2 separate regions of the Homo sapiens genome follow, and region 2 is linked to region 1. The links are chromatin loops, found by intact Hi-C in ENCODE. Cell type or tissue: A673. All regions are shown on one strand. Region 1 holds the start of NDST4 (N-deacetylase and N-sulfotransferase 4). Region 2 overlaps NDST4 (N-deacetylase and N-sulfotransferase 4).

The links. Peaks named below come from ENCODE experiments on the same cell type or tissue, not always from the same donor. Only the 100,000 strongest peaks of a DNase experiment are listed, where the experiment ranks them.
Region 2: it touches region 1 in a loop (6-fold over the local background); 1 of 110 quality-filtered maps calls a loop at or near these places.

The regions. Positions count from the first base shown.
Region 1 is chr4:115,112,944-115,115,443 of GRCh38, reverse strand. It overlaps NDST4 (N-deacetylase and N-sulfotransferase 4), which reads left to right and starts at 1,824. Exons shown (of 14, transcript NM_022569.3): 1 at 1,824-2,000. In A673, no CTCF peak of the experiment used is centred here; a DNase peak (open chromatin) is centred at 1,423; H3K4me3 peaks cover 1,971 bases; H3K27ac peaks cover 2,202 bases.
Region 2 is chr4:114,997,022-114,999,521 of GRCh38, reverse strand. The region is part of intron 2 of NDST4 (N-deacetylase and N-sulfotransferase 4); the gene reads left to right. Among named protein-coding and RNA genes, the nearest start is that of NDST4, 120 kb to the left of the region's middle. In A673, no CTCF peak of the experiment used is centred here; DNase peaks (open chromatin) are centred at 1,081 and 1,701; H3K27ac peaks cover 950 bases.

The DNA of each region.
Region 1 (2,500 bases):
TTTATGCTATTTTATGTTATTTATCAACTGTTAGTGTTTCCCATGATGCTACTCTAGTAATAATTATTTTATTATGACATCTTTGAAATATTTAACTGCAGTTTATTTATCCATTTTGAATTTTGATGTGTATCACTCTGAAAATTCTGACTTGACTTCAATGCATCTTTGCATTCCAAATGTTTTAAAAGGTAGTAAGAAGTACCTGAACGCTTTAATTATTTTTAAAATATAAATTTTTTCTTTAATATATTTTAGCCTGTGCACCTGAAAAACTAACTGATACATGACCTATGAGTTACTAGGTTTTATTTATTGCTTATGAATAACTGGTAAATATTTTTTCTAACTTGCTAGATTTTTTTTCCCTATTCTCTGTATGGCATATGTCTATGGCTTGCTAACCCTCAAAACCTTGTGCAGTATAATAATACTAGTAATCCTGGATGCATTAAAATTATTCTTCTGAAAGACCACATCATCAATAAATGCTGAGTTTTGAAGGACTCCCTCCTACCCCTACCTTCCAGTCTTATAGAGGATTTCATTGAAACCACACCAGTATTTCAAGTGGAACTACTACGTACAACCAAAGACACCCATATACCTGAGGAGGACTTGGAGTTGAGAAAAGCTTGTAGTTCTGTTCTGCAACCTATTAGGGGTGTTGAACCAAATTCTCATTAGCCTATCTTATTCCACTAAATTAAATGGTAGAAACTAAGGGATGTACTAAAGCAAGAAAAGCCCAGGGAATCATGTAGTCTGGAATGAGGAGAAGTACCTGAAAGCACTTTACTTTTACTTTTACATATATCCTAATGAATAAGTTTAAAGAACTTTACATAATGTATATAAAAGTACTTGATAATATCTTTATGTGTTTACACGAATTAATAGAAAACAAAGAGCAGGTAATTTTCAACTTATATTGCCACGTTAAAAAGAAGAAAAGAGACATAGAAAAGAACTTTTCCATAATAATCCAGTAGTTTACCTTAATTACTAAAACAATGCACACAATAAATTCACACGCACATACTCTTTCTTTTCTTCTAACATTTATCATGGTCTAAAATGCTGTTATTAACTTCAGGACTATGTAGCTTACTAATACTTGTCCGAGTTTCCTATTGCTCATTGTTGGCTTTTGTTGAGTTTGTAATTTTTGTGTTTAACTGGCACACATTTACAGCAGAAAATCCTGCTTTGAACTTTTCTTATTTTGTCCAATAGAATCTCGTGGAACAGTGTCATAGCTGCAAAGTGGAATTCTATCCTCAAATTTCATAGGAAATAGTCGAACTGTACAATGAAAGATTATGCAAATCTTCAAGGAGCATCTAATCAATCACCGCGGTGTGAGCGGAATGCAGCCCATCGCTGAATTAGCTTCTGTTGGAATGTATTCATGTGTAACATCCCACTGACTGGATGACATCACAACAGCTCCAGGTCCTTGAAAGTCTTGAGGATGATTAGCTGAAGGAATTGGCTGTTTCTGCCAATCATAATCCGGCAAAGCTGCCTTTATAGTTCTGGAGATGTGAGAGAGAGGGAGGGAGGGAAAGACCGACTACAGCTAAACAAGAGGCACAGCAGCACTAGCAACAGCAGAGCAGGAGCAGCTGGTATTCCGGTGATTAAATAGTTCTCATAGCCTTTTTGCTGTACTCGGTCTGCTCCCTGGTGTAATTCTCGTGTCCAAGAAGGAAGCTGCATTTTAACGGTGTGCTGAACAGAGGTTTGAATCATTCCAGCTGGCTGCTTGTTTTGAAAAGGACAATGTGTGTATAAATAAAAGGACTCTGCTGGAAGAGTTCAGACACTAAGACTGGAGCTAGAGAGTGCTCTTGGAATATTGTTGAGGCAGATTGCATGAACTGAAAGCTCCTTCTAATTAACCTGGAGCCAAGTGAACCTGAATACTGGATATCTCATGTTCTAACACGGGATAAATTCAAGTTAGAAAAAGACAAAATATTGAAATGCTTCTCTAGGTAAGTTACTGCTTAATTTGCTGAAATCGAGGTGTGTATCATAAATGAATATGCGTTGCTTAGCTATGTAAACAAGTCGGACACAATAAAGTTTTATTTGTGAAAGATTTATGTAGAAGCAGATAATATCTTAAAACCAAATTCAATCTCCCTTTTCCGCATGTGTGTGCTTACCTGTCATCATGCTTTATAGAAGTTATATTTGCACGTAAGTAGAAAATACAGTCGTACATAAAAAAAAAGAGATACAACTTGATAAAATTTAAACAGTTGCCGGAACATTTGCATAGGAAATATCTTATTTGATAACAACTTTAGCCTTTTCATATTAAAAGCACCAATTTTACAAACTCAACATCCAAAGTTAACTGTAGGGTTATAAATGTTTCCCTAATAAGTGTTACTGAAAACATGGCATTCAAATTACCGAAGATGGGAACTCCTGTTTTTTGGACCTGAGATTTATAGGCATGCTCTGTACTAATGGTCTGCTTTAGAGA
Region 2 (2,500 bases), 120 kb after region 1:
TAATAAACTTTTAAATTTATGATGATAATATTAATCACTTGCTTTTATGGAGCACTTTCTGTGCAAGCAGAATCAATCCTAAGAAGTTACTATGTAGCATCTCAATTATTTCTCATAAAGTAGGAAGTAGATATGAGTATTAGTTTCATTTTACAAATAATGGAATTGAGAGGTGAAGGAGAATCTAAATGGTCACACCACTAGTACACAGCGGACCAGGATACAAATCTAGAGCTCCTACAAGGACTCAGAAGCAAGACTGCTTATGATTAAATCCACAGTGCTTCATAACAGCTGTTCTATTACCTGCTAATTCCTATGGAAGCCAAACCTATAGGCATTCACAAAAACGCACAACTAATTAAATATCTCAGTGAAGCAAATAAGTAAAAAATAGATATATGAATCCACCCATTCATTAACAAATATGCATCATGTACCTAATTCACTCCAGAAGCTGTGCCCAGTATTTGTGATATAACAGCAAACAAAATAGACCTTGACCTCATCTTCATGAAGTTTACTTTCTCAATCTTGTGTGATTATGATATGAGATAAACAAGATGCATTTTCAACTCGACCCAAAGTTTAGGCCACACAATAGGGGGAAATCACAAGTCACGCCTAATCATGAGGCTTGGTGGATGAGGTAACTCCTCTGAAAAGGGCAAGCCAAATTCAAGCCCAAGGTCTACAGGGAATTTATTTACCAGCAAGAGTCCTTTGCCAAAAAGGAAAAATATAACATACCATGAAGCAGTTTCCCAGGGAAATGGAAGCAAGACCACCAAATACTCTATTGATAAAGTTTAGGGGCATATTAAAAAAGGAAACTCTCTAATTGCAAAACTATAGTCAGACCACAAAAGCTCCTGTATCAGCAATGTCACTTTGATGATGTATCTGAGAGCAATGAGGCTTAAAAGCCTGAATTCTAGCACTTATGGTATGAGACTGCTTTTAATTCTTGCCCAGAATCTGTTTTCTTTTAAAAACAATGTTTCCCTAAGGCCTTCATCAAAGGCATGAGGTATGTGCTACTCCAGAGTATCTGTTCCCCAGGGAATAGTTAATGGGGTTGCACAGTGTGAGCCATGACCTCCTCATCTCTGCACTTTGGGGAATTCATTTTCAACTTGGATTCTAAGCTGGAAGTGATTCTTTCCACTAAAACAGGTTTTAGAAAACCTCTATCATAGCACACAGCATGCAGAAAAAAGCTAATCTCCAGAAGAGGCTGTAGATATAGGATGCTCACTTTGGGGATAGACAAAGAGAAAGTTACAGTGTGAAGCATCCGTTTTTGCATTTAGCAAAGCAAACACCAAGTTTTGTGGACAGCTGCAAGAATTCTGAAACTAGAGGGCATGACAGGAAAGCAGGCAAGGGATAAGAACCACTGGTGGAAGTGATTAATCCTTAGGTCCTCTAAGTATAGGAATCCAGTATAAAGCAAAATGATTCCATTAGCCATACTACTTAGAAGTTGTCATCAGTGGAGGATACCTAGAGATGACTACCACAACATATTATATATGCCTGTGTATCATAGACTACATATAATTTTCAACATAGCCTGTCATTTCCAACAAATCCTTTAATCCTCTTCAAAAAGATGCAAGTTTAAAACCCCTAGAACCAGGGGGAATTATTTGTCTATTATAATCAGGATTTTGATGGTTGGAGTGGGCAGAAAAGAACATCGCTAACATAATTCTTTTATAATGAGTCATAGTTCTCTCTGAGTGTATAGAGCAAGCTAATGGAGTATTCACTTCAATGCATTACCTTCTGTGTCTGTACTATAGATAAGGCATTGTGCATGTTTATTTATGTGAGAAACATGAAGATAAATAAAAGTTCCTTCCCTCTAAGCCTTTACTATCTTGCAGGAAGTTAGGAAAAGTTTCACAAAAACAATACAAGACTGAATTAATTTACATAGCTTTCTTGGGTGTAATATTTATGCTTCAATATTCTGATTACTTAGACATCAATGTGGTAGGCTATGTTCTGCCATACTGAAAAAAAAATTAATCACCAACCAATTAAAACAGTGATAAGTTTCATACTCCTTAGAGCTGGGTTTATGAATTTTTGATAATATTATCACCTATCTGACAGATATATTTTTCCTTTAGCAACTTGGGTAACATAACTCTTTTTGTTTTTTTCTCATTCTGTCTCCTTGATATAAACATGCTAGGAGAAGTAGAAAGAAAATAATATGAAACAATAAATTTTCTCCTCTTAAATAATCTGGAAAAACATTGTGGAAGTTTTGGGTTTATAAGAGGACTAGTTAGTGGGAATACTAGTTTTGCAATAGGGCTTTGGTGGAAGTGAAAAATACTCCACATAAGCAAAAGCTCCGAAGTTAGAAAATGAATCATATTGGCAAATAGGTCACATCATTATCCTGGATAAGCGGAAAATAGGAGGAAGTGAAAAATATCTAAATGACTTTGTCCATGGTAGAGACATTTAAGCAACAAAATAC